2 separate regions of the Homo sapiens genome follow, and region 2 is linked to region 1. Evidence: read pairs that join two places in POLR2A ChIA-PET (ENCODE). Cell type or tissue: Panc1. All regions are shown on one strand. Each heading gives the region's core, and the rest is flanking DNA. Links, peaks and the distances in the headings are about the cores only. Region 1 overlaps STRN (striatin). Region 2 overlaps HEATR5B (HEAT repeat containing 5B).

The links. ChIA-PET counts read pairs that join two places held together with the same protein. Peaks named below come from ENCODE experiments on the same cell type or tissue, not always from the same donor. Only the 100,000 strongest peaks of a DNase experiment are listed, where the experiment ranks them.
Region 2: POLR2A ChIA-PET joins it to region 1 with 10 read pairs; 4 of 35 experiments call an interaction of 5 or more read pairs at or near these places.

Annotation. Positions count from the first base shown.
Region 1 is chr2:36,944,660-36,960,229 of GRCh38, forward strand. All of the region lies in intron 1 of STRN (striatin), which reads right to left. Among named protein-coding and RNA genes, the nearest start is that of STRN, 14 kb to the right of the region's middle. In Panc1, for the core only: no CTCF peak of the experiment used is centred there; a DNase peak (open chromatin) is centred at 7,047.
Region 2 is chr2:37,048,026-37,063,595 of GRCh38, forward strand. HEATR5B (HEAT repeat containing 5B) reads right to left here. Exons shown (of 36, transcript NM_019024.3): 11 at 13,914-14,025; 12 at 12,556-12,708; 13 at 10,863-10,962; 14 at 10,426-10,535; 15 at 9,292-9,455; 16 at 8,415-8,590; 17 at 5,477-5,582; 18 at 1,628-1,818. Among named protein-coding and RNA genes, the nearest start is that of HEATR5B, 29 kb to the right of the region's middle. In Panc1, for the core only: no CTCF peak of the experiment used is centred there; no DNase peak of the experiment used is centred there.

The sequences.
Region 1 (15,570 bases), core at 3,863-11,862:
AAAACTGTTCCTATTTGTAAATATACATAGCAGAAGATTTCAATAAATGGACAGAAAGACATTCCATGCTCCTTAGATGGAATACAAAGGATAGAAGCAAGCAGTTCAGAGAGGAGGAAACCCAAAAGGCTAACATACTATGGAAGAGATGCTTAAATTCAGTCGTAATCAGAGAAATGCAAATTAATATAAGTAGGAGATATAACTTTAAATTTATCAGACTAGCAAGAAGTAGAATGCTAGATAATGCCAAGTGTTAGCAGCAATATGGGATCACATACTGCAAATGGGAACGTAGACCAGAGCAGTCATTCTGGAAAGCAATGTGCAGTACTTAGTCAAATCAAGTGTATATATAGCCAACAAACCAGCAATTCCAATATTTAGTAATATGTCAAAGAAATGATCAAACAGTTAAAAGTAATGGATTTAATATACATAAAACATCACAGCTGGATCTTTTTAAAAAAAGAGAAAAATGGGACAATTGGATTTTTATAAATAAAAAACGTGTAGGAAAAACAACGATATTTTATAAAGATACTTTTTTAAAAGAAGGGAAATAAATATGAGAGGAATAGAGATAAAAATGGGTAAGTAAATTAAACAACAGAGGGACCATGTGCAGACCAAGCGATGTCTAACTAGGAGAACTTAATTCTCTGTACCTGAGTTCAAAATAACATTATCAAAAATACATAATGACTTTATATTTAAGAATGCAGAGGTCAGGCATGGTGGCTCGCGCCTGTAATCCCAGCACTTTGGGAGGCCGCGGCAGGCGGATCATGAGGTCAGGAGTTTGAGACCAGCCTGGCTAACGTAGTGAAACTCCGTCTCAACTAAAAATACAAAAAATTAGCTGGGTGTGGTGGCATGCATCTGTAATCCCAGCTACTCAGGAGGCTGAGGCAAGAGAATCGCTTGAACCAAGAGGCAGAGTTGCAGTGAGCCAAGATCGCAACACTGCACTCCAGCCCGGGCGACAGTGCAAGACTGTCTCAGAAAAAAAAAAGAATGCAGAAGTAAAAATCCTAAATAAAATATTAACAAAACAAATACAGCAGTGTATCAAAAGAGAAATACTACAGGACCAACTTGATTTCATTAGTTAGTTAAATGAGAAAAAACAACATATTATCTTAGACGCAAAAAATCAATTCACGAAATTCAACATCTACTAGTTTTAACATCTCTTAGAAAACTAGAAACATTTTTAACATGCCACATAGTAATTCTTAGAAAGCAATGATAAATACTACACTTAACAGTTATACAGTTTTCATGTAACTTTAAAATAAACTTTTTTTTTAAGGAAAAACCCTGTAGCATGACCATCATGATACAAAGCTCTAGAGTTAATAGCCAATACTAGAAAAAGACAGGTATAAATACTGGAAAATACTAGAAAAAGAGAGGTATAAATACTGGAAAATACTAGAAAAAGAGAGGTATAAATACCGGAAATATTTCCAGTTGATTTTTTTCTACCTAAATATTTCCAGTTGATTTTTTCCAGTATAAATACTGGAAAATACTAGAAAAAGAGAGGTATAAATACCAGAAATATTTCCAGTTGATTTTTTTCTACCTAAAACATCCAAATATGAGAAAGAAAAATAAAAGAGAGAAATAATAAAGTATTTCTGCAAGGTGACCAAATGACTTTGCACACAGCAGCAGAGCTTTCCCATGTGTTGGAAATAACCAGTTAAGAGATAAAATGGAAAAAAGATCCCACTCACACTAGTAATAAAACCTACAAATTATTTACTTTATTCCTAGGTATTTAAGTATAGGATATCTCTACTTAAGGAATTAAGAAAAATCTTGTTTGAGAAGACTTGAAATGTAAACATCCCAATTATTACCAAGGTAAGCGCAAGCTCAATAAAAATCCCACGTGTGTGTGTGTATACAGAAAATGTGGTATACACTAAATTGTTAATAGAATTTCTCTCTAAACAGTAGGTTTGTAAAAAGGAATGGAGAGAGGCTAGGGTACTTTCTACTTCATATGTCTCTGTATATCCTGTGTTTTTGTATATACATGTATTTTTATTTTAAATAAATCATTTCTTCTAACGTAAAATTTAGACAGTTTCTAAAAATCTAAATTTAACTCAATTCCAAATAAGAACTAAAACTGTTTCTTTTTTGTAAAAAAGTTGATAGTTTCTAGTCAATGATTCATTTTCCAAATCTTTCCTTATTTCACATTATACCAAACTTACAAAAATTTCTTTTTTTTTTTGAGACGGATTCTAGCTCTGTCACCTAGGCTGGAGTGCAGTGGTGAGATTTCGGCTCACTGCAACCTCCACCTCCCAGGTTCAAGTGATTCTCCTTCCTGAGCCTCCTGAGTAGCAGGGACTACAGGCACGTGCCACCAGGCCTGGCTAATTTTTTTGTATTTTTAGTAGAGACAGGGTTTTACCATGTTAGCCAGGATGGTCTCCATCTCCTGAATTCATGATCTGCCTGCCTCGGCCTCCCAAAGTTCTGGGATTACAGGCATGAGCCACCACACCTGGCCAGAAAGACATTTTTTTAAAAGTCAATATAAATAAATTCCTTAACTAGGAAGGACAAGTTTTAGTAAAACAAACTTTTACTAATAACTACCTGAGTTTCAACTATCACAATATTCACTTCCTGCTAAAAATACACAAAATTAAATCGAAATGTCAAAATTTTTATTCAAACAGTCTGAAAACAAAAGACATCACAAAGTAAATACTATAAAATGCTAGATATATGTAAAAATATTCAAGATAAATTAATTCATTTAACCACTAAGTATATTAAATCTTAACCTACAAATTCCTACCTTTATTACAAAAAAAGCCAGTGAATATAACTCAATTTTTCTTGATAACTCGGGAACATATATATTATTTACATATATATTATATATATATATATATAAAATCACTGAACTGTGTTTTACAAAATTCAATGTAGAACTGTGTTCTACAAAAATTCGATGTTCTTTGACAGAGAAAGCACCAAGTGGGAGTTGGGAAATTCCTACTCCTGGTTCTCTCACAAATATATGCAACCTTATTAAAGTTACTTTTCTGAGCAACCTCAGTTCCCTCAACTACAAATTAAAAAGTTTAACATTCTGTGATGATATGGAACTAAAGATGACATGTGGAAAACTGAGGTAAGTACTGATCCCAAGACAGTAAGTATTTTTTTCAAATATTTCTATTTATTTATTTGCATTCTGCTTATTTGTCTCATTTTCATGGGACACTAAGGGTATGCAGTTAAAGTAACATCTTCCAAGGCAGTACTACTTTGGCTAATTTTTTTTAAATTAATTATTAAATCAAAAACAAAATAACCATCTTCCAAAACATTTCCCCTCATCCTATAGAATGATCATCCTCTCCTCTATAATTATCAGTGCACTCTTTTTTTTTTTTTTTTTTTTTTTTTTTTTTTTTTTTTTGTGACAGAGTCTCACTCTGTCGCCCAGGCTGGAGTAAAGTGATGTGATCTGGGCTCACTGCAACCTCCGCCTCCCAGGTTCAAGTGATTCTCCTGCCTCAGCCACCTGAGTAGCTGGGATTACAGGCATGTGCCACCACACCTAGCTAATTTTTGTACTTTAGTAGAGACGGGTTTCACCATGTTGGCCAGGCTGGTCTCCAACTCCTGACCTCAGGTGATCCGCCCGCCTCGGCCTCTCAAAGTGCTGGGATTACAGGCATGATCCACCGCGTCCAGCCAGTTATCAGTGTATTCAGATCAGCCAAAAGGTATCATCTATTTTTTTTACTTGCATTATTAGCCAAGAAATTTGGACTTCAATGTTAAATTTGGCCTTCTGTTAATTTGGACACAATTTTAACATCATTAACAACATATACCGTGATAGGTGTTGGAGATATTTGTCTTTAAAGGTACAGAGGAAGTTGCCAAAGAGATGAGAGATTGTCTGTGCTGTTGACTGCTATATCCCTAATTCCTAGAACAGTTACTTGCATGTAGTAGACGCTCAATAAATATTTGTTAAATTGACTGAACAGATTTATAAGAAGCAAGTAAAAAACAGTACAAGGTAGCACACCCTAATTGCCAAATGACAAAACAAGTACTAAAAAAGAAACATCAATGAAAGCTGAGGGTATCCAAATATCTTAGTGTTGGAAATGGGACTTGAGCTAAATTTGAATAAAGAATATATAAATCTACAAGGTGGTCGAAGGACATTCCAGAATAAACCTTTTGAGCAATGACAAAAAAAGCAGGTATGATTTATGTACAAAGCAAGATGACACTATTTTGGTTTAGAAAGAGTACAGGCATGTGTTGAACAATGACACTTCAGTCAATGATTAACCATATATACATGATGGTGGTCCCATAACTATAACCATAAGGTTATACCATAATTTGGCTGTACCTTCTCTACGTTTATGGCTTGGATATGTTTAGATACACAAATATTCGTCTTGTGTTACATCTGCCTACAGTATTCCATATAGTAACATGCTATACAGGTTTGCAGCCTAGGAGCAATAGGCTATGCCATATAGCCTAGGTATGTAGCAGGCTATACCATCTAGGGTTGTGTAAGTACACTCTACATGTTCACACAACAATGAAATTGTCTCGTTAGGTATTTCTCAGAACATATCCCTGTTGTTAAGTAATTCATGACTGTGCTCTAATATGTAGGAAATATAAACAGTCTAATCGTGCAGAGATTTAAAACCTATAACAGGCAAAAATAAAAAATAAAAAGAATGTGTTAAACAAATCAATTTTTAGAAGCCTGGGAGGCAATACTATGTAAACTACTTTGGCCAAGGGAGAAACCAGAAGTGAAATATTAGGGAAGACTTCTACTTTAGTCACCCAGATATGAGGTGATGAGGTAACCAGGGAAGAAGTAGTACTAGTAATTAAATGATTAAAAATGGATTTTAAACTACGTATTTTACAAACCTAATGCATGGCTAGAAGAGTGACTATAAGAAAGTGAAAGGTTGAGTGAAAGCTGAGGCTAGGTTTCTAGAAAGGGTAAACTGGGGGCTAGATCTGAGGAAAAGGGTCAACTGGGTTTGGGAAAAGGATTTTAGAAAGGATGATCGAGTTTCAAGTTATAGTAGGTCATCCAGGTGAAGACATTAGCAAAAACTGGACATGTACAATTTTAACTGCAAAAAAGTATCAAGACTAGTTAGAGATAATTTTGTAAATCATCCAAAGAAAAGGAATTAGGTAGAGTGAGAGGACTTCAGTCAGAGTAACTGCTGAAAAAAATATATAATTTGGTAATCAATTATCTGAATAGAGATCAGAAGCAAGATCACAAGAGACTGAGAAATGAGTAACCAAAAGCAGAAAAAGAGAAAGACAACAAAGGAACAGAGAGAGAGATGAGACTAGTAAAAAAAACTGAAGGTAGTAAATGTGGTCGTTCAGAGAAATTCAGAGTAAAATGAAGGAGAATGAGGGACAGGATGGCAATACTAATAGATAAGGGAGCTGAGAAAGGGGTTTCTTTTGTTGTTACTGGTTGGTTGGTTTGGTTTTGTTTTTTTTTTTTTTTTTTTTGAGACTGAGTCTCACTCTATCACCCAGACTGGAGTGCAGTGGCTTGATCTCGGCTCACCGCAACCTCCGTCTCTCAAGTTCAAGTGATTCTCCTGCCTCAGCCTCCTGAGTAGCTGGGATTACAGGCACGCGCCATCACGCCCAGCTAATGTTTGTATTTTTAGTAGAGATGAGGTTTCACCATGTTGGCCAGGCTGGTCTCGAACTCCTGACCTCAGGTGATCCACCCGCCTTGGCCTCCCAAAGTGCTAGGATTACAGGCGTAGTTTTTACTTAGGGAAAACTAAAATGGCATGGCAAAGTGGAGATGACCATTGGCATAATGGACTCAAGTCTGTCCAAGGTTAAGAATTACTGCTTGATTATATGCCCCATGTGAGCCAAGACCATATCTGCCTCTTCTCCATGGTATCCCCAGTGCCTAGGAGAATGCCAGATTTCAGGAAGTGTCTAATGCCCCAACCAAAAACCTTGATGAAAAAGCGTAGAATTTTTTAAATTCCACAATGACACATTTTACATGAAGCTTTGACAACTCCGGAACTTGCATATTTTAGCCTTTTTGTGTTTATTCTCACTTACTTGGCTAGCTATAAGCATCTGAAAAGCTAAATCTAAATTTTTTGAGGGGAAGCAGGCTCAGAGACAAGATTACAGTGTTTCAGTGTAAGTTCCAGATAATTGAGGCATTTATATTATTTATTTTAAAAAGCAGAGTTCAAAAAAGTTTAAATATCATAAGATATTGGTAATGTAACATAAAATCAGAAAAGGAGAATGCAAAGTAATGATAACTAGATATTTAAAATAAGATTTATCTACAAGAAAAAATATTCAATTAGTTCTCAATTTAGAAGGAATAAGACACTTGTAAAAAACTTGAAGGCATAGGCTTTAGAAAAGGAAAAAAATGTTACAGGGCCCTACTGATAACAAAAACTTTTTAGGATGTTATGTCAAAGAGATTTCCTGGCAGTCAGTGATTAACACACAAGGCGGGGTGGAAGGAGACAACACTATACTCACAACTACCAAAACCCAAGTGCAATTTGCTACAACTAGCATCAAGTAGCAATTATGAAGCCTGTGGCATCCCTGAAATGACCTCTGTCAAAATGATTTGGTATGGCCCAGGCAATGCTTTATACAATAAAATGCAGACACTATTTGCTGCACTAAAAAGCTCTTTCCAGTGGAAGTTGTAAGGCAGAACTAGCAAGCAGCAAAAGGGACAGATACACTGCTCGCCTAAAACCAAAATATACTGTACATTCACTAAATTTATGACAAACATGGTAAATATCAAAGATGTCTGAAACACAGGTCCTGCCCTTAAGGACACAATTTAGCTGACAGACAAGATATACATATATAGACACATGTTAATACATATTGAGTAACAGTGTAACCTAATATATGATTCATTCATTTAAGAACCACTTGTTAGGCAGCTACTATGTGCCAGTCACTCTACTGACCTTAGAGAAATAAAAATGCCCTTAGGTGACTCAGAGTCTACTGAGGAAACAAATATATACCAAGTATGAGATAGGACGGGTTCTCAACCCCTGGGCCACTGACCGATATGGGTCCATGGCCTGTTAGGAACTGGGTGGCATAGCAGGAGGTGAGCAGCAGGCAAGCCAGCATTACCCGCTGAGCTCCGCTTCCTGTCAGATCAGAGGCAACGCTGATTCTCATAGGAGCACGGATCCTACTGTGAACAGCCCATGCGAAGGATCTAGGTTGTGCGGCACTCCCAAGAATCTAACGCCTGATGATGTGAGGTGGAACAATTTCGTCCCGAAAATACACACGCACGCACACACACACACAATTGTGGCTTATTCAAGAATGACAATACAAAACTCGAATTAGCATTCTAAGAAACAAAAATGTGAAGGGTGGGTAGGCCTGTCTTACATTGGGAAAGGACTATATACATCTATATACTATTAACCTGAAACAAATTTTTTAAGATACCATTTTAACATCTTTTCGGATTAACTGATCAACCACCAGTCTGGATGGTGCTGGATAACAATGCTTCTGCTTTGTAATACAAGCTGTTAGGGAAGCACGAAGCTTCCTTGTGCCTGGAAGTCAGACAGGTTTCCCAGAATTAATGGAATCTTGAAAGATGATTAGAAATTCACCAGGCAAACAAGGGAGAAGAAAACATTTCAGCCCTGCACAGTGACCCTGAAGCACGAGAGAAAAAAAAAAAAAAAAAAGCCAAAATATTTGCTTCTACTTACCATGCCCAGACCCATCACTCAGCCTTTTTCTACAGCAAATTATTTAACCTTTCTTCCCAAATTTCTCACCTATGCATTTGGGAATGATTAATATCTACCACATACAGTTTTACAAGGATTAAAATAGATTGTAGATATAAAGCACTTAGCATTGTACCTGGCACACAGAAAATGCTCAATAAATGAAACTATTATTAATGTTGGCAGATAAAGAACAGAAAGAAGAAACAAAAGATAAAGTACTGGGTTGAATTACTAGGGCCATGGATACCTTCTCCCCTGGCTGACTCTACTTTTCAAGTTCAGCAAGTGCGCTGACCCAGATCACAGGCTCCTCCCTGTTCCCTCCTTTCAGCTTTACACCAATCCACATTCCTCAGGGAGCAGGTTTTGGTTGTGCCTATAATTTAAGCTCTTTTGCTCAATGGTTAACCTTCTCATTTAGGAAGTATAAACAAAAAAGGAACAAATCCCAGAATGGGCTGTAATTTTCCATCAGGTGAAACTGGCATCACCGTTGTGGAATTTGACATGGTGTTTATTTCTCATAACTAGATATACCAGTATTGGATCTGATTTCTCTCACATTCAAATGAATGCTAATGAAACCTGTGTGTTCAGTAATGAAACATTCCCCCGGCCCTTTCCTTGAATCTTTCTGGTGAGTGATGCATATTTGCCACACCCAAAATACCTATTTCACCCAACCTTATTCAATACTTCCCCAGCTCACCTTAATTCCAGGGTTCCTATTCCCTTATTTTTCTCTCCATCTCATCTACAAAACAAAATACCTACTACTTTTGTCTTCTGCCATACTGCTTCCAGTCAATTCTGTAACAAATTTTCCTTCTTCCATATCAATGTTTTCTAATATTCTAATATTCCATTATCTTATACAGATAAGGTCCTTTTTTTTTTTTTTTTTGGAAATGCAGTCTTGCTCTGTCACCCAGGCTGGAGTGCAGTGGCACAATCTCAGCTCACTGCAAGCTCCGCCTCCCAGGTTCACACCATTCTCCTGCCTCAGCCTCCCAAGTAGCTGGGACTACAGGCACCCGCCACCACACCAGGCTAATTTTTTGTACTTTTAGTAGAGACAGGGTTTCACCATGTTAGCCAGGATGGTCTCGATCTCCTGACCTCATGATCCAACCACCTCGGCCTCCCAAAGTGCTGGGATTACAGGCGTGAGCCACCGTGCCAGGCCAAGGTACTTTAAGAAAAAACAGCATTAAGTCTACCAAGAAAGTGATCTTATTTTGTCAAATAACTTTCTGCATAAGAGCAAATACACAGTTAACATATTATTCTGTTCTAACATAGCATATGTAAAACAGCCTAAAAATAGACTAATAATCAGATGTAGTGGGTCAAGACTGTAATCCCAGCTACTCTGGAGGCTGATGCAGGAGGATCAACTGAGCCCAGGAGTGTGAGGCTGCAGTGAACTATGATCATGCCTATGAATAGTCACTGCACTCCAGCCTGGGCAGAATAGAAGAGAGACACAGTCTCTTTAAAATAAAAATTAAAAATAAACTAAAAATCAAATTTTTAGGTTAACCAAATAACATAAAAATTAAAAATAACCTAAAAATCAAATCAAAGTGCTTGATCTTTGCTATATCAAAGATCACAATATTTGATATGTGATCAATAAACAAACTATATTAAAATATATATACAGAACTTAGTTAAGCTACCCTCAGAGCAAGCTAAAAAAGCTCCAAATTTGGCCAGGCGTGGTGGCTCACACCTATAATCCCAGCACTGTGGGAGGCTGAGGCAGATGGATCACTTGAGGCCAGGAGTTCAAGACCAGCCTGGCCAATATGGCAAAACCCTGTCTCTACTAAAAATACAAAAAATTAATTAGGTGTGGTGATGGGTGCCTGTAATCCCAACTACTTGGGAGGCTGAGGCAGGAGAATTGTTTGAACCCAGTAGGCAGAGGTTGCAGTGAGTTGAGATTACACCATTGTACTCCAGCCTGGGCGACAGAGTAAAGCCCTGTCTCAAACAGGGGAAAAAAAAAAAAAAAAAGAGCTCCAAATTTGCAGATTTTTTTAAGATGAAATAAGGATTTTATTTCAGTATTCCCCACAAAAAAATAAAAGTATTTAAGGAAATGAGAGAACCACTTTTTTTTTTTTTTAGATGGAGTTTCACTCTTGTTGCCCAAGCTGGAGTGGAGTGAAATGGCGTGATCTCGGCTCACTGCAACCTCTGCCTCCTGGGTTCAAGCGATTCTCCCTGCCTCAGCCTCCCAAATAACTGGGATTGCAGGCATGTGCCACAACGCCCAGCTAATTTTTTGTATTTTTAGTAGAAACGGGGTTTCACCATGTTAGCTGGGCTGGTCTCAAACTCCTGACTTCAGGCAGTCCGCCAGCCTCAGCCTCCCAAAGTGCTAGGATTAAAGGCATAAGCCACCATGCCCAGTCCAAGAACTACACTGTTAAACACTTCTGAGAAACACAAATTGTTAAAGACTTTCCTGAACCTCTTACTATACCGTTTCACTAAATTATTCTACTCGAAGAAAAACTTCAAATAATCAGTGATAAGAATTTAAATTATGACAGCTATTCAAACCATACTTAATCATCTAAATATTAAAATTCACTTGGCTCCTTCAGGTCAGAAGCAGCTACACAGAGTGAGGGACCAAAAAAAGGAGAGGATATGGTATAGAGAGCAATGCCCTGGCCTGGGTACTAGGACTCATGGGTTCTAAACTAGACTAAACCAATTCACACAGTGACCTGAGAAAAGTCACTTCCTTTCTCTAGCCCTAATTGATGAAACGGGGGATGAGATTACTTAAATTCTAAGGTCCCTCTGAGGTAAAATATTCTTAGTCTAATGAAGAAAGAAAATCGAGAGGGAGGAGGGCAGTGCACATGTGTGCATATGTGCATATGCATGCGTGTGTATCCCTGTCAGCCCTAGAATTCTAGAATTATAAGTGCCGAAATGAAAAATACAGATAAGACATCTTTGTAGAGTTAAGAACAGGTTAATGTGTGCAGTTTCTCCTCTGCCTCTGCTCTTTCCACCCCTCTCCTCCCTTCTTCTGTCTCTTCTCCCCTTCTAACCCCTTCCTCAATTTCTCTCTTGCCTCAAGCGTCCTTTCTGAACTCCAAATCTGCCTCGATTACTACGTCCAGTCCTTAATATCTACAAGCTATCACCACTTACTTCTGCCATCTCTAGCCTGTCCCCTACCTCCAACACACAACTCACTGTCCTCAAACCACTACAGATTGAGTACCGCTTATATGAAATGCTCGGGACCAGAAGTGTTTTAGATTTCAGATTTTGGAATATTTGCATATACCTAATGAGATATCTTGGGGATGAGACCCAAGTCTAAACACAAAATTCATTTATGTTTCATATATACCCTATACACACAGTTTAAACGTAATTTTACTTTTCCCTATGGGATACTAAATAAACTCTGTTGAAAAAGCACCTGCTTTTTCACTGCAACCTGCCACACGAGGTCAGGTATGGATTTTTCCACTTGTGACATCATGTCAGCACTCAAAAAGATTTAGATTTTGAAGCATTTTGAATTTGGGGTTTTTGGATTAGGGATGCTCAACCTGTACTTACAGGACAAAGAGAATGTAAGTAGCTACTATGATAAACGGATCACTGAAACTGGTTCTTGGCTTCTACAATAGGACTTATATAAATAATAAATCTAATGCCTTCTGTCCATAGAAATCTCAACCAACAAAAAAGCAAACCACTTACTGGACACCCATCATATATCACATATTTTGCATATTTATCTTTTTTAAACCTTACAGCGATCCTGCTTAGTAGGGATATTATCACCCACATTTACAAAAATGAGGCCTAGAAAAATTGTAAAATGAAAGTGATAGAGATGTCTGACTCTGAGGCCCATACTTTCAACTGTCCAATTATGATGGTCAACAGATTGTTTTGTCAGATTGGCCACCGAGGCAAGAAACGCCAAAGATCCAAGGACAATTTTATTTCTAATGGCCCAGAATTGAAACCTGGATGCTACACACATTAGCAAATCAAAAGTATAGCTGACATCAAGGAGATAGCAGGTGGGCAAAGGGGACTCTATCCAGATTATCTGAACTTTCAAACACCTTTCATTGACTGCATAGCAAAGGGTTTTGTTTGTTTTAAACTCTGCTTCAGTTATCAAGATTTTGGAGAAAAACTGTAGGTCTCCCTTTACCATTCAAAGAAAAGTAGATTTGAAATAAAGTTCAGGACTAAATAGGCACATCTCTTGATAAAGAAGTGCTGTCTGTCAACATTATTTCTCCCCCAAAAATTAGTAGGGCCATTCTTATTTGTCAGATTTTGAAAGTAAAATAAGAGAATTCAGTTTCCAGTTATGGTGCCCCACAACAATTCTTCTACTGAACGCAGCCAAAAATTCTGGACAAAATATTTTCACAATTTTCTTAAAAGCAACACAAAAATAGGAAGGAATTATCTGGCCAAAATAAAAGGGAAAATGGGAACCCAGTGAGGTAAAGGAACAAAAAGCCATTTTTGCCCTTAGGATATTGACCAATCACAACAAACAGCCTTGCAGGACTCAAGGAGCAAAAATCAAACACCCTACCCCTCCAGAGTGGACAGTCTAATAGGTGATATACCTCACATTTAGCTAGATCCCTAAAGGGCTTATGTCTTCAAAGCAAAGACAAAACAGAAGTATATTGGCCCTCAAATGTATTCACAACCAAAATTCACATCAGCTGGGTGGCCCAAACATCTTAAGTAATGCATTTACTTTAAAGTGATTCCAGGCCTGGCAGTGGCTCACGTCTGTAATTCCAGCACTTTGGGAGGCGGAGGCGGGCAGATCACTTGAGGCCAGGGGTTCAAGACAAGCCTGGCCAACATGGCAAAACCTCGTCTCTACTAAAAATACAAAAATTAGCCAGGCGTGGTGGTGCACACCTATAGTCCCAGCCACTCCGGAGGCTGAGGCACAAGAATCGCTGGAACCTGGAAGGCAGAGGTTGCAGTAAGCCAAGATCACACCACTGCACTCCAGCCTGGGTGACAGTAAGACCATCTCAAAAAATAAAAATAAAAAATAAAGTGGCCCCAGACTGGTAATAACTCTAGACATCTACCAGAAGGAAATGTAAAAAACAAAAAACAAACAAAAAAAAACCTTTCTGAAGAAGATACCTTTATTTGAGAGCTCAGATTAGTCTCATAGTTCTTCTTTTTGTCTTTTTTTTTTTTTTTTTTTTTTTTTTTTGAGGTGGAGTCTCTGTTGCCCAGGCTGGATTGCAGTGGTGCAATCTCGGCTCACTGCAACCTCTGCCTCCCAGGTTCAGGTGATTCTCCTGCCTCAGCCCCCCGAGTAGCTGGGATTACAGGCGCCCATCACGACGCCCAGCTAATTTTTTTTTTTTTTTTTTTTTTGAGACAGTCTCACTCTGTTGCCCAGGCTGGAGTACAGTGGCGCGATCTTGGCTCACTGCAAGCTCCGCCTCCTGGGTTCAAGTGATTCTCCTGCCTCAGCCTCCTGAGAAACTGGGATTACAAGCATGTGCCAACACACCTGGCTAATTTTTATATTTTTAGTAGAGACGGGGTTTCACCATGTTGGCCAAGCTGGTCTTGAACTCCGGACCTCAGGTGATCTGCCCGCCTCAGCCTCCCAAAGTGCTGGTATTACAAGCATGAGCCACCGTGCCTGTCTAGTCTCACAGTTTTTCAAGGACAGCAGGCGGCACACAAAGGTAAACTAAGGATACAAGGGAACACGTCGTCATGAACAAGAACCAGCAGAGACAACAGACCACACAAAGGCACCTCTAAGACCTCAGATAAAGGAAACGCAAAGACACTAACTAAAAAATAACTACTTACTATGTTTAAAGAATTAAAGATGACACTGAAAATACCTGCAGAGAACAGAACAATATTTTTTTAAGAAATGACCGAGCAGATTTGAAAAGAAACCAAAATGAACTTCAACAATAACCAAAACTAAAAATTCAGTGGATGGTTTTAACAAATCAGACTCAACTGAAGAGAAAATTAATGGAGTGGAAGATATGTCATTCACAGACTGGAAAATAAGTCAGAATAAATTATCGAGAATAAAGCATGGAGAGATAAAAAGATGGAAAATACAGAGCAGATAATGGAGAAGCCCTAAGATCATGTAATCAAAAACCCAAAAGGAGAAGAAAGGAAAATGCAATCGAGGACAAACCTAACAAGATAGCAACTGAGAAATCTGCAGAACTAATGAGAAGCCAATCCACAAATTCAAGGAGTCTAATGAAGTCCCAAACAAAATAAAAAGAAATATAGGCTGGGTGTGGTAGCTCACGCCTCTAATCCCAACACTTGGGAGGCTGAGGCGGGCGGATCACGAGGTCAGATAGAGACCATCCTAGCTGACACAGTGAAACCCCATCTCTACCAAAAATACAAAAAATTAGCAGGGCATGGTGGCGGGCGTCTGTAGTCCCAGCTACTCGGGAGGCTGAGGCAGGAGAATTGCTTGAACCCAGGAGGCGGAGGTTGCAGTGAGCCGAGATTGTGCCACTGCACTCCAGCCTGGGCGACACAGCTAGACTCCATCTCAAAAAAAGAAAAAGAAATCTATACTGTGACACATCATAATGAAACTACATAACACCAAAGACAGAGAAAATCTTAAATGCAACCAATAAAATAAGCTAGAAAGCAGTAAAACACAGTAAAATCTTTATGCCTGTTATCTAAAAAAAATAAATAAATAAGCATCAGTGTGGCTCTGCTTACCTCAGAAGGTTGTACAGTTTAAATGGTACAGTGTATCTGAAAGGGCTTTAAAGAAAACTGTAAAGAGTGCTGGCTGTAGCAGTACATATACTCAAATTGGAATGATACAGATGATTAGCCTGGCCCCTAGACAAAAAATATGAAAAAATAAAACTGTAAAGATATCTGGAGATGTAAGTGACAGCTTGTACAAAACCTATTTCATTCTTGGTCATTCAGCCTCCCTCTGAACCTCACTTTACCTAACTGAGCTGATTATTTCCAAAGTTCATTCCAGCTCAAAGATTACTCTGTCATTACATCTCAGTCAGAAGGAGGTGATTCAAATTATAATATTCTACTGCCTAAAAATAAAATGCTATCATCAGAAAGAACAATGGAAAAAGAAATTATATCCCAAATTCTATAAAAAGCCATCCATATAGGGAATACTAATAAAAGTGTTGAAATCACCAAACTTTTATAGATAATGTAAAAACAGAAAAAAACAACTAAAGCAGTGGTTCTCAATCCTTGCTGTATACTGGGGAGCTCAAAAAATACTAATGCTAGGGGTCCTCATTCCTAAGATTCTGATTTAATTGATCTGGGGTAGAGTCCAGGGAATTAGTATTCATTCCCTCTGATTATTCTAAGATTATAGCTAAGGTTGAGAAACACTGAACTGAAGAGACAAATAATAGGATACGTTTTAAAAGATTAAAGCCTCTATAACCTTTCTAAAATATAAAGATTATGAAATTATCAAGAATATGAGTAGAATGAAAAATGAACCTGCTGACAAAATTATACCATATGACAATGGAGTTCACCTGCTCCACATGTAAAGGAAGTGGCTTAAAGAGCCAAATAAAATGTAGGATTCATTTCATAATGTGGTTAGTAAATTTACACAATTTGTTACCCATGATGTAATGCAAAGTTAAGATAAACA
Region 2 (15,570 bases), core at 2,544-10,543, 100 kb after region 1:
AATAATTATTTCAGATCATAAGGATTTGAAAAAGATAATGAAGGCAAGCACTGATGATACTTGCAAACAACTAAATTGGACAGGTATAAATAAATGAAATGTCCTTGTGTTTCATCAAAGTACAAAATAAATACAGTACCCTACAGATATTGAGGACACATTGTTTTTTTTTTTTTTGAGACAGAGTTTCGCTCTGTCACCCAAGCTGGACAGTAATGGCATGATCTTGGCTCACTGCAACCTCCACCTCCCAGGCTCAAGCGATCCTCCCATCTCAGCCTCCCAAGTAGATGGGACGATAGGTATATTCAACCATGCCCAGCTAATTTCTGTATGTTTTGTAGAGACAGGGTTTCACCATGTTGCCCAGGCTGATCCAGAATTCTTGGGCTCAAGTGATCCACCCACCTCAGGCTCCCAAAGTGCTGGGATTATAGGCAAAAGATAACGCGCCCAGCCAAGGACACATAAACTAAAACTCCTTGTAATTAAAAAAAAAAATTACCCTTCAAGAGCTTTCTAAAGAAACATACTCCTACTTCACCTGTTATGAACAGAGCACAAACCATTAAATGGATAACTAAGATTGTTACTATCTTTTAATAAATATTTAATAAAAAGCTATTTCATAATCAATGGCAAATATTTGGAAAGAGGAAAACTAATCTATTGCTAGAAAATAGCAGCAATCATTCTGCAGAAGATTAAGTGTCTGGTTATATTTTAACTGTCTTTTGCCTGCTCATACTATCCTTAGTGCATTAGGGCATTACCAAATAACGAATCAAATTGCCATTTACAAGTCAAGACAAGGAAAGCTATTTACAGATAGGCAATAATTCAGAAAATACATTTTCTTCAGAACTACTACTTCATAGCCACTGCTTCATACTCTTTTGTTAATGACCATGACATAGTTTGCTATATTTAATACTCTATATATATGATAGCTAAGAATGATATAATTTACATAACACAAGTGTCAGTTCTTGACAACCCTTGATTTTTAATTTCTCTACTTATGCACTTGATTAACAAGTCAATAGTCACTAATAACTGCAACTCATCATCTTAATGAAACATCACTAATAACTGCAACTCATCATCTTAATGATACTTATTTGGGTCTCTGAGATCACTCTTTATAATTAATATATAAGTGAATCCTTAAAACCTGATGCTTAACTATTCTGTTTCAGTCATAATTTAAGAGATAAACTTGGCAGCAGTTAGAAAAAGAATGGCTTATTCCAAAAAGTGGATAATTAACAGAAAGAATAAAGAGGGACAAGGAAAGGGAGGGAGGAGAGAAAATGACGTCAGAGCACCTCTTCAGTGAATACACATAACAGAGAAGTCCTTATTAACATTTTTCTTGATTTCATTAAGCAACATTCAAGAGCTGGATTAGAAGCCCTCTCCACGCAGAAAGTATCTAACATATTACAACTTTCCCAGATTCTAGAGTTGAATCAACTGCTAAATTAAAAATTGAGATCATTACAAAAAACCCACAAAATATTATCACATGCTGTATACCATGTGGAAAACATAAACTCCAGTTGATTATTATTTAAAAGACATCTTTGCCTACACATGAAACTTGTTAGTAAAGAAACCCACTTACTTGTCAAAGCTATATTGGGCCATTCTAGCAATAAAAGTTGCTTCTCCAACCACCTGAGCCATTCTTCCAAGAGCTTCCCCCGCTGCACAACGTAAGATGGGGTTTGGGTTGTCCAGAGGACCCATAACCAGTGTCAGGGCAGATTTACGAACTTCCTCAGGTCCTAAAGTACTTTTGTTTTCAGCTAAGCCCTACATTAAAAAAAAAAAAAAAAAAAAGACAGCAATTCATAATTCATTATTATTATTTTTTTTTTAAGGCAAGGTCTTGCTCCCTTGCCCAGGCTGGAGTGCAATGGCACAATCACTGCTCACTACAGCCTCGACCTTCTGAGCTCAAGCAATCCTCCCAGCTCAGCCTCCTGAGTAGCTGGGACTATAGGCGCATGCCACCCTGCTGGGCTAATTTTTAAAAAGTTTTTGTAGAGACAGGGTCTTACTAAGTTTCCCAGGCTGGTCTCAAACTCCTGAGCTCAAGCAATCCTCCTGCCTGAGCCTCCTAACATGCTGGGATTACAGGCGCACCTGGCCTCGCAATTCATATTAAATAAAGGAAAAATACATGCTGCAATCTTTCTAAAATATACATACATCTTCATAAGTTATTTTCTTCAACCAGTTTTCACATGTATATACTAATGTCTAGAATCTGTAACTGTTCAATTCACGGTAATTACTTTCCTAAATACGATTTCAGAACGTGATCTATAACACAGCCATAGTCTGACTGGCCCTAAGAGACACTTGCGGGGAGTGTCTCTATTCAAAGACTAGTACTTAAAAGTTACTTCCATATATTAAGGACACTGTATTACTAAATCAACCATTATTTAACTGATTGAAATTTATCACTCTAAGGAAACATTCTCCTATTTCACCTGTTATGAAACAGAGCACAAACCATTAAATGGATTGGTTCTATCTTTTAAGAAATCTTTAACAAAAAAATAATTTCAGAATCAATGGCAAATATTTGGAAAGAGGATATTTGGAAGAGTATTTCATACTCTTGATGAATATGAAACTGAATAGTTTATATAAAAATTTCACAGAAGACAATTATATGACTTAAACAGTATAATCAACATACATCTAAAAACAAAATGAGGCGAGGCGCGGTGGCCTAGGCCTGTAATCCCCGACTTTGGGAGGCCAAGGCGGGGAGATCATGACATCAGGAGATCAAGACCATCCTGGCCAACATGGTGAAAACCCATCTCTACTAAAAATACAAAAAAAATTAGCTGGGTGTGGTTGCACATGCCTGTAATCCCAGCTACTCAGCAGACTTAGGCAGGAGAATCACTTGAATCCGGGAGGCAGAGATGAGACTGCAGTGAGCCAACATCACACCACTGCACTCCAGCCTGGCGACAGAGTGAGACTCCGTCTCCAAAAAAAATAAATAAACTAACAAATGAGGTGGCCGGGTGCAGTGGCTCACGCCTGTAATCCCAGCACTTTGGGAAGCTGAGGTGGGTAGATCATGAGGTCAGGAGATTGAGACCATCCTGGCCAACATGGTGAAACCCCGTCTCTGCTAAAAATACAAAAATTAGCTGGGCATGATGGCGCGTGCCTATAATCTCAGCTACTCGGGAGGCTGAGGCAGGAGAATCGCTTGAACCTGGGAGGTGGAAGTTGCAGTGAGCTGAGATCACGCCACTGCACTCCAGCCTGGCAACAGGGCGAAACTCCATCTCAAAAAAAAAAAAAAAAAAAAAAAAGGTAAAAATAGTAATTAGTAACTGAATGTTGAAGTAGTTTGCTCATCATATTAAATGTCACTCTCTTTGTTCTAGCTGTACTTACCATCCTGGAACTTTATTTATTTATTTGAGACCAAAAATCTATGTCACATTGCATGGGGAAAATGTTAACTACAACAGAGGCATTAGCATATCTATGAAGAAAAGTGTAATCTGTACAGCAATATTACAGTTGGTTCACTACTCTCCCAATCACTGAAGGAGACCACGACCACCCCACTCCTTTTCTAAAAAACTCACAGGTCCAAATTAGTTGATGGTCTCCTCAGAGTACATACTAATGGTTATATAAATGGTCCAAACCTGTATTTCTTCTTCTTTTTTTTTTCTTTTTTCTGAGACAGAGTCTTGCTCTGTCCCCCAGGCTGGAGTGCAATGGCATGATCTCGGCTCATTGCAACCTCTGCCTCCCAGGTTCAAGTGATTCTCCTGCCTCAGCCTCCCCAGTAGCTGGGATTACAGGCACCTGACACCACGCCTGGCTAATTTTTGTATTTTTAGTAGAGATGGAGTTTCATCATGTTGGCCAGGCTGGTCTCAAACTCCTGACCTCAGGTGATCCCCCCGCCTCGGCCTCCCAAAGTGCTGGGATTACAGGCATAAGCCACCACGCCCAGCCCCAAACCCTTATTTCTATAATCAATGCCTATATATATCCTTTTTCCCTGATGTTTACAAAATATGACTTAAGCATGACCTAAGACATGTTCATGCAAACACATATTTGCTACCATTTTATTTTAAAATAAGCTTAGCACTGAATAATATAAAAAGTATTCAAACACTTTATGATAGAGTGCCTAGTATGATGCGCGAATCCTGTGAGATAGGCAAACTATTTGTAACAGTGGTCCCCTCTTTTCCACAGGGGACACATTCCAAGGCCCACCTTGGATGTCTGAACCATGGGATTAGGAACCTGATTGCTGTCAATGGGAACTTGTTTCTGTTCATGCCTTCTACTCACAAACTTAATGCCTTTTCAATTTTAACTAGGCACTTATCACATACCATGGCCATGATTTTTGTAATTTGCGATGGGACAGCAAAACTAACACAAATTCCTTTTTCCTTCTTCATGATTTCAGACAGAAGATTTGTTCTTCCTGTAGATCTCAGCAACTTTGGCATATGATATTATTTCTTGCCTTCTTAAGTTGAGAACTTTCTCTTCTTCACTTAAAGGAAGCACTTTACAGCTTCCCTTTGGCATATCCAAATTGCCAGAATCACTACTTTTGCACTTTGGGGCCAGTATGAAGTAAAACAAGGGTTATCTGAACATAGGTGCTGCCACACTGCAGCAGCCCATCTGATAACTGAGACAGATGGTGACCAAGTGACTAACAGACAGGTAGGGTAGAAAGTGTGGAATCACTGGACAAAGAGATGATTCTCATCCTAGGCAGGACAGGGCAAGATGGAACAGGACAGTACAAGATTTTATCATGCTACTCAGAATGTTGCACAATTGAAAACTTATAAATTATTTCGGGAAATTTCCATTTAATATTTTCAAATCACAGTTGACCATTGGTAATTGAAACTGCAGAAAGCAAAACTGCAGATAAGGAAGGGACTACTGTATTCTTCTTCATACCTGTAGAAACTACAACTCGAAAAAGGTTAAAAAAGTTTAAAGAAATTACTCTGGACACAAACCTAGAGTAGCTTAATGAGAACGCAATCTCTAAATGCAGCATTCTTTCAATTATGTAACACTGCCTCACATGATTTGTGGCCTAAACCACAGATCAAGCTTCAGCTCTATTTAGTTAACCTTCAGTAGAATATCCGATTTCATTCGTCAAACATCTTTGAAAATTCTGAAAGAATTTATTGGCACTTGTAAAATCTGAAGTTCAAATTGAAACATAAACTTTAACAACATTAAAATATAAAACATTTATTTAACTACACTGAGCCTAACATAAAGTTTCAAGTAATTTAACTAAGCTAACGTAAAGGCACAGTTACCAAGTGATTTACATATAAACATTATAATAATCTTGCTATGTCTGGCTTATTAAATGCATTAATTAAAAACTTATTTCAGAATAGTATGTATTAAAAGTAAATACCTTTAGTGCACTAAGAACAGCAGTAAATATGTTAAGCTGCACAGCCTGCTGGCGGACACCTTTAGCTTGTTTAACACATTCAGCAAAGTGATCCAACATTTGTAATCTATAACAATAAGAAAAAAAAATCACATTAGTGACAAATTTTATTCCAATATGGCTCAAAAACGGATAAGAAGAGTACAAGTTAATTGTTTAGCAAATAATTCCCCATGCTATCTCTTTTCTATTTCATTCCCACAGCTAGTCCAAACCAGATCTCCTTCTCCCAAAATATTATATGGACATGCGGTTATTAAATGGAACAAGAAAAGAGTTTCAATTAACAAAATAAGGTCACAATTGCAGTGGTCTTCAACATTAACAGCACTGTCCAACAAAGCGCCTGGCATCTAGTAGACGCTCAAGGTTTCTTGCAAAGATAACAATCATTAATTATGTATCTCCGTGGAAGATTTTTAAGTTAGAAAATTTTAAATGTAGTATAATTCTTTTTCCTATTTTAAAAATACTCTTAGAATAGTACCTCATGTCCTAGCCTCAGAAGCTTTTGGGAAAGTTCAAAAAAGATTTAGCTTTGGCTAATTTTTTTAAATGTAAAAAACCAGAAGTGAATTGTTTTTTATATTAATAAAAAAGAATCAGTTTATTAAAAAAAAAAAATCCATGGCCATCTTAGATGATTTCTCTGTTTTTTTTTTTTTTTTTTTGAGATGGAGTTTCGCTCTTGTTGCCCAGGCTGGAGTGCAATGGCGCGATCTCGGCTCACCACAATCTCCACCTCCCAGGTTCAAGTGATTCTCCTGCCTCAGCCTCCCGAGTAGCATGCGCCACCACGCCTGGCTAATTTTGTATTTTTAGTAGAGACTGGGTTTCTCCATGTTGGTCAGGCTGGTCTCGAACTCCCGACCTCAGGTGATCTGCCCACCTCGGCCTCCCAAAGTGCTGGGATTACAGGCGTGAGCCACTGTGCTCTGCATTTTTTTTTTTTTTTTTTTTTGAGACTGAGTTTCGCTCTTGTTGCCCAGGCTGGAGTGCAATGGTGCAATCTTGCCTCCCTGCAACCTCTGCCTCCTGGGTTCATATGATTCTCCTGCCTCAGCCTCCCGAGTAGCTGGGACTACAGGTGTTCGCCACTACACCCAGCTAATTTTGTATTTTTAGTAGAGAAGGATTTTACCATGTTGGCCAGGCTGGTCTCAAACTCCTGACCTCAGGTGATCTGCCCACCTTTGCCTCCCGAAGTGCTGGGATAACAGGTGTGAGCCACAACGCCCGGCCCATTTCAGAAGATTTTGATAAAAAGAGAGTGAGAGAGCATTCTTCTAAAAAGAAATGATGTGAAACAAAGGAATCCAAGGAAGTTGGATTTAGTACTAAGACAATTATGACCTCAAGTTGGTAATAAAATCTCCCTGAGGTCGCTGTAAGGATTTAAAGCTCAATTTATACTAGTCTACAGGTCTCAGGTCTCAGGTCAAAGCATTATTCAAAACTCATATGAAGATACAGATTCAGATGTACGTGTATACATGCACATTTTGATGTACTTTAAAAAATTCTTAAAAGTAAGTAAGTACCTTTTGTGCACTAAGAACAGCAGTAAATATATTAAGCCGCACAGCCTGCTGGTTGAAAACCAAAGTAGGATCACTTCTTGCTTTTTACCTTTTTAATTTAACATTGTATCATGAGCATCTTCTATCAAAACACTGTCTCTACAAAAATGGACTTTCTATTATTTATTCACTTATCCTCCTACTGTTGAATATTTATGTTATTTATTATATGTTTATATTTTTAATAGAATTTATTTATTTATACTTCATCTTATTCTGTAAAAGTGATCATACAGAATTGAGATAATCCTGGATTTCAGTTATAGCTTTCATAACTAGTTGTATAACCTTGGGTAAACCAAACTCTTAGATATGGATGTCCTTAAGATTTAAAACCAAAATGTTGAAATAGATGCTTTATAAGATTCTTCCACCTTTAACATCATTTAACATTTATGTGGCAACCAAATGTTCTTAAAGATATTTGGGTAAAGTTTCATATTTAAACTTTTTTCTCCTCAAATTAAAAAGCAATTAATCAAGCAACCTACATATTAAAGACATTTTTTATTTTGTAATTTTTGTAGAGATGAGTGTCTCACTATGTTTCCCAGGCTGGTCTGAAACTCCTTGCCTCAAGCAATTCTCTTGCCTTAGCCTCCCAAAGCGCTGGGATTGCAGACATAAGCCACCACACCAGACCCAACAATACTTTTAAGGCATTTTAATTTTGTAAAGCTTTTAAGTTATCTGTGATGGTCTTGTATTAATTCATTTCTGTTTTCCTTTTGGGAAAATCACAATATACAAACTGCCTACTAAAGCTAGGAATAGTGTCTGTGGATACAGAATATACCAAACCAAAATGCTTCTATTACAAAAAGAACCAATTATGTTAGTTTCCAAGTTCTAGACTTGAACCATCTCACAAACGTTATTAGTGATTGGAATTTTCATCCATTTACTTCCTCAACAACAAAGTCAACAGGCTTAGCAAACTGATGTCCTTAATTTAAGATATAGTCAAAACCTATGTATGAACTATCAAACAAACTATTATAATGCATTTTTTTTTTTGCCAACAGTTGTCATTCTAGCATATATAATGAAAATTTTGTTATAAAATACAGTCCACAATACAACAGATATCAGATGCTAGTACACAGGGTCAAATCTTACATAAAGTCTCAAATTATGTGCAATTTGCATGCAATTTTTTTATCATGTATCTGTCACTTACATTAGTAAATCTGTAAGAGTACTGTTTTAAGTATTATAATAACTCACTTTATTGCAGAGTTAACTGGGATGAGAAAATCTACTTTTCGTTTAACATAATATATATTTAACAAAAATTACCTGATTGACTTTATACTAACCGGTGTTTATAAGAAACATGAGGAAACACTACACCAAAAAGGGCCACAGAAGCATCAATGACTGAGACTCCGAGAGGGAGGGGACCAGGTACTGCTTCTCCAGCAGGTATGCGTAAATAAATAGAGGAAGGATCATGCTCCAGAGCCCCACTTCCAGAGGCACTGTTTGGCTGGAGCTGCAAAAGAGTGAAATAAAAATTATTCAAAATCTACTTTAGGAAATCTACTTATTAAACATTGGGAATGAGGATTACAGCAGAGGAGAAAGGAGAAAAGGCAACAAAAAAAGAATGATTGGATCCGAACATTTGAAAACAGACCAAAATGTAATTTGGTCATTAAAAAATCATCAGTAACACCTTATACAAATTTTAAGAAAAGCTTTATTCATTCGAAAACATATTTACACCACCCACCTTATTGCGTGAACAATATACACAAGATCTTAATCCCACAATTATTTTAAATGGGGCTTTAATCACTCTTTAAAAAGTACATAAGAAATAATGTATTCAGTGGGCAAAAGTTCTAAATCTTCAACCTACTAACTCATTCCTCTCCAACCTGTCACAAAACAAAACAAACTAAAACAAAACAAAATACCAATAACCAAAAAGCCAGTTAAAACTGATCTTTATCACAGCCACCACAAGGTATCTAAATACACAGAATATTAAATAAAGACAATTTGCCAAATTCTCACTCTTCCTGTTTAACTTTTTTCACTATCTACCACCAGGATGCCATCTTTAAGTGTCTAAGAACACTAAATGGGGATTAAACCTTTCTATACACTATTTTCTTTTTAAGTGACAATGTGTAATAGGACCATTGTTTCAGATTAAGTTAGTATTTCATTTTCCTCTATGTTTATTACCTGGTCTTCAATTGATTTATGATCAGTTTCCTGAAGCCAAGAACCAAGAAGAACACTATCATCATAATGGCAGAGGGATCTGAGGAGGGAAGTAGTTGTGTTGGCTGAGTTGTCAGTCAAAGTGAATTCCGCTACCAGTTCTCTAAGAAGTGCATTAAAAGATCCTAAAAAACAGAACTTCAGATCAGATTAAAAAGAATAATTTTTGTGAAAATTATAATCATTGCCCACAAAGAGCTGCAACATGTTCAACAGGAATAAAATAATTAAGTCTCTGTTCTCTTCTTTAAAAAAAATCTATATTTAAATGCTGGTTTTAATATACAATAATGGTACTTCCTTTCATATATTGTATTGTGTCTTTTAGCCCAAATTATTTAAAATAACCAAAAAACTCAAATAGAGGAAAGAGAGGCGGGTGCCATAGCATGCTTGTAGTCCCAGCTACTCAGCAGGCTGAGGCAGGAGGATTGCTTGAGCCCAAGAGATTGAGACAAACCTCTGCAACACAGCAAGACCCTGTCTGAAAGACACACACAAACAAAGATACTTTATTTTAAATATATTAAATGTGATATGATTATTATTATTTATTGCCCAATAATGTACAATGAACCACAGCACACCAAAATTCTTTGGCATGATTATACTGGAAAGAAATCAATAGTTTATTTTACTATTAATATTTTACATAATATTTGATTTCTCCCTCCAGATCCTCGAATTATTTGCTATATTACAGTATATAGGAAGCATTTCAGTGTATTAATCAAAAGTGCACACTTTGAAGATAAACCAGCTAGATTTGAATCCAAGCTCTGCCACTTAACTACCTCTAAGTCTTGGGTAAGTTAAGTTTCTTTAAGTCTCTCAATCTGAGATTCTTCATCTATAAAATAGGGCTAAAGGCCTCATAAGTTGCAACACAGTCAAAAAGCTAATACAAAAGGCTGAAAACGAGACCCAGAACACAGTAAGGAGTCAACAAGTATCAGCTACTCTACATGAAGAAAAATAAAATGGTGGCCTTCCTTTGCACAGTAAGTCAGTGGGAGAGCCTTTGTCAAGACTCTATAATACGGTGAAGAATTGTAAAGAAAAATTTTTATCAGATACCACAAATTTTTAATTTACCTTCATAAGTTTTTGGAGGTAACAAAGCCAAGATATCATAAAGTCTTAAACGGACCATTGCAGCACTAGCTTTCAGATGAGCTCCATGGGCTTTCATTACAGATGGAATGCTAAAATATCAAAAACATAGTTGGTAATGGCTTACCAGAATAAGTATTACTTATAAATTTTTTTAGCAATGTATCAATGTACTGCCAAACTACACTGATAAGTATACACTTTCATTTTAGCTTATGTTGTGATCTTTGCTGTAACAAAAACACTTTAAGATACAACTGTATTTCAATCCACACCATTGCTGTAATTTTTAAAGTTATATTACAAAAATAAAGTTTTATGTTTCCTAGATGATTCTAGAAGAAAGCACAAAATATGGCTGAGAAGTATATTATTAATATATAAAATAGGATGTGAACTTGTCTCAATCGCTTACTTACTGTGACATCATAGTCATGGCACATTCAATAGGGGTCATCAATTTTCGAATCACATCTTCAGTTAGTAGCTCAGGACAATGTGCAACGAAGCTCCTCATGGCTAGATAAAATGTTTAAAAGGACAGATTTGGAGTAGCTTTTGTGAACATGAATTAATTTATAAAATTGTATAAATATAAAGGCAGTTGTAATACTTAATTATTATAACGTATAAGGTTCTGAAACCATGTCGAACCAAAAGAAAAACTTGCAACAACTACAAAGAAAAATCGTGGAAAAGGCTAGAAAAAAGGTGGATAGAAAAATGGAGGAAGAGAAGGTACTGGTTAGAGAGATTCTTCGGGTGGAAATTCAGAGGACTATGATCCCATAGGAATTCAGATGACTACAAAGAAAGAAATTTTAAGGCATTGTTTATACACATATACATTTATGTGTATAAACAATGCCTTAAAATTTACATGAAATTTTTACATATATTAAATATATTTTTGCAACTTTTACAGATATATATGTATATGTGTGTGTGTGTGTGTGTGTGTGTGTGTGTGTGTGTGTGTATATATATATATATATATTTTTTTTTTTTTTTTTTTGAGAGAGTCTCACTCTGTCAACCAGGCTGGAGTGCAGTGGCGGAATCTCGGCTCACTGCAACCTCCACGTCCTAGGTTCAAGCAATTCTCCTGACTCAATCTCCTGAGTAGCTGGGACTACAGGCAAGCACCAGCACGCCTGGCTAATTTTTGTATCTTTAGTAGAGACAAGGTTTCACCATATTGGTCAGGCTGGTCTAGAACTCCTGAGAGTGATCCACCCGCCTTGGCTTCCCAAAGTGCTGGGATTACAGGCATGAGCCACAGCACCCGGCCACTACATATATTTTTGCATTTTGAATTTTTACATATATTTGTGTAAATATATATGTATATAAACAAAAATGGTCCAGTGAGAAAAAAATATTTTTATTGGCCCCTTAGCAATAGAGCCTAGACTAAAACACCTCCTAGATGTGTGAGAGTAAAGGTGCCCCCTTGCCTGGCTGCCCTTGTGGTGAAACATGTATCTCTCTCCCAGTTTGGAAAAAGAAGTAGTTTTCACTCTGAGATAAACCAAAAAAGAACTGGTACATCCAATGTCATTCTAGTTATCAAACGAAACAAAACCTGAGCGTTTCCTGTAAGCTGTTAACTCCCAGACAAAAACAACTGTATCCGTTATTTTTGTAATGTTGATATCTGAAAAATATATGAAGGTTTGGAGATTTGATAAGGATGTGAAAAAACAGCTGTTTCTCCATTATGAAAAGACTAACTGCAAATGCCAATAACTTTGGTAATCCTGAGTTTCTTTTTCTTTAAATAGCTGTTGGGTATTTTTTCTTTTTTTTATACATGGTGACTCAGTGCTTCTTTGACAGGTAAGATAGCAACAAGTGGGAATAAGAGGCCTGGGTTCTAGTTCCTGTCTAACCACCAGGTCTAAACACTTTTTCAGAGTCTGGGTTTCATTTTTATTACAAAATTAGCAAACTGAAGTGGATCATTTATAAAGTTTCTATTTAAATCTAAAAGCCTATGAATTTATCATTACCTAGTAAAATAAAAAACTATAAAATAGTGATTTTTCTTTTACTTTACAAATATTTTAGTTATGTCATAATATTGTGAAGCACAATCCTTTCAGTTCTTACCACATAGAGCTCCAGCACGACCTTCCAAAGTTACCTGCCAGGTAAAAGAATCGCCTCGGGCCTTCTCAGCTTCCAATTCCTTTAAGGAACGTGGGAAAACATTTCGCCACAATAACAACATCTTGGGCAGATGGTAACGAACGACAGATGGTCCTAGCCAAGAAAATGAGAATACAAAACCATGTATATGTAACATACCTTACAAACAAGTGTCAAGCAAAATGAGCCCAACACAAACTTTATGTAATTTTAGAGATGAAAATAGAGTAAAATACTGATGTTTAACAATATCTGTTATTTCACTCTATTTTTATCTCTAAAATTACATTATTTTCAACCTTTATTCACTGATTAAAATATAGATCAAAGCATAACAAAATTCACCTTAAACTGTCAATATTTTTAGAATCCAAACATAAAATACACAAAAAGCAATTTTTAAAGGATAACCCAACTGTATTGAGAATGGTGGATTGCATATTATCAATAAAATATATCTGAGACACATTCTATGAGGTCTTTTTCATATACATATGTATATAAACAAATATACCCACTCACACACACATACAGATACATATTCCTTAGTTTTGGGGGCAATTTATGTGGTTAATTTAGTTTCATGGAAAGGCAATATATTCAGACCTAGGAATCTATATTTACATTGCTAAAAAATTCATTTAACATACCACTGAACATACTTAACATAAACTTCTGGAAATGAGTTGCAACTTTTTGTTTTCTTCAGAAAAGAAAAGTAGGTCAAAGTATAATTTCCAACAGATAGATGCTTAGATCTGTGTCATAACTTTGTAGTACATATATGCACACACTTTTTACAGCAGCAGCTAAACATATGAACTAAAATATGAACATACCCCATCACAATAATAGGTATTTTTGTACTATGTACAATGTTAAATTTTGCCTACAATGCAGATTTGTCACACTACTTAAGAGTGAAACACATTAAGGGTTACCCCAGAAAAGCAGCACTAACAATACCAATTAAATGTGACTTTACCACTCTTCTAAAATCACACTGCTGGTTTTCACTTAGGGTATGAAATTTTCCCTCATATTTTCATCTCTTTTAAACACTAAACTCATCAGGTAGACAAAGGTTATTCTGATGGTAAAGGTGAAACTTTGCTAACAACTTTCTCATTAAATGTACTTAAGCAATAATTACCAAAAAGAGAAATCTACTAGCAAATGACGAGGAAAACATCTTTACACCATTTTTACAACTTCAATGAAAATCCAGAATGTGAAGCTTAACACTTTTAAATTAAATTTGCTTTACAGGCTACTGACAGTTATAGCGTGACAAAAATCCTACTCAAATATAATTATACCTAAAGTCATAAGTGCTCCAAGTAAAAGCCAGCCAGCTTGGGTGCGCTGTAAAGATAGCCTGCTATTTTGGGCAGCAGTTCGTAAAAGATCTTCAGCAATACTAACTACCATCTGCAAGAAAAGTTTAGAATTGGATTTTAATTCAAACAAGTTAAATTAAATAAGGAAACAGATAACTAGCATACATTACTTAAAAGAAGTTGTTGGCTGGATGCGGTGGCTCATGCCTGTAATCCTAGCACTTTGGGAGGCTGAGGCAGGCAGATTGCCTGAGCTCAGGAGTTCAAAACCAGCCTGGGCAACACGGTGAAACCCTGTCTCTACCAAAAAATACAAAAAAATTAGCCAGGCATGGTGGTGGGCACCTGTAGTCCCAGCTATTTGGGAGGCTGAGGCAGGAGAATTGCTTGAACTGGGGAGGCGGAGGTTGCAGTGAGCAGAGATTGCACTACTGCACTCCAGCCTGGGTGACAGAGCGAGACTCCGTCTCCAAAAAAAAAAGAAGTTGTCCTCTCGTGTTATTAGCATGTTTTTGAAAGAGGCAACATCAAGACCTGGTTAGTCTTGATTGCACTGATGACTCTGAAGAGACCCAGAACAGTGTAGTAGTTAAGGACAAGCTCTAGGGCCAAATGCCATCTCTGCCATTTACTCGCATTCTCATTTAGCACTGCTTAGTTCCATCACTGGTAAAACAGAAATAATAGGAATGCCTATCTCAGCCTTGCAAGGATAAAATAAGTTAATACAGCATCTATGCTACTACTTTGTCATTTCATCATGTGACAAATCCACTTCTCATTTTTCCTGTGTCTTCTAAGACTGTAAGCTCCAAAAGATTAGCTTACTTATTTGTTTGTTTTTTAGAGACAGGGTTTCACTCTGTCACCCAGGCTGGGGTGCAGTGGCACAATCATAGCTCGGTGTAACCTGGAATTCCTGGGCTCAAGGGATCCTCCTACCTCAGCCTCCTGAGTAGGTAGGACTACAAGTGTATGCCAACATACTTGGAAAATTTTAAAAATTTCATTTTTTATTTTTTGTATGACAGGGTCTCACTATGTTTCCCAGGTTGGTCTCAAACTTCTGACCTAAAGTGATCCTCCAGCCTCGGCCTCCCTAGGCATTGGGATTACAGGTCTGAGCCACCACGCCCAGGCAAGGTTAGCTCAATGGTAGATGCATAATAGGAGTTCAACAAATCTTTGAATGTGGAATAATAGTGCTAATAATGACAGCATTTATTTAGTGGTCACATGGGCTAGCACTGTTCTCGGTACTTTGCTGTATTAACATCCACACAGAATGGCTAGTATAGACTTAAATTTGGTGCAGCTGAATAAGAGGGGAGATGAAACTCTAAGAGGTTAGCAGAGCAAAGGCTTCGAAGCTGAAAAAGGCCAGGGAAGGAAGGAAGATAACTAGTCTAATTAGAGCAACAGGAAATTTGAATGAACGGCGGAATGAAGTCAAATTATAAGATACCAGTTTACCAGACAAAGGAGATTATATTTTACTCTCTGAGTACTGGGTAGTCCCTAAGGGTCTCTGGGCAAATGTAAAATATGAAAGTGGTATGAGGAAGATGGGACGTGTGGGGAAGATGGAAAGTCTGAGGAAGATGAGAATGAGGAAGCAACGATATGACAAAGTGAG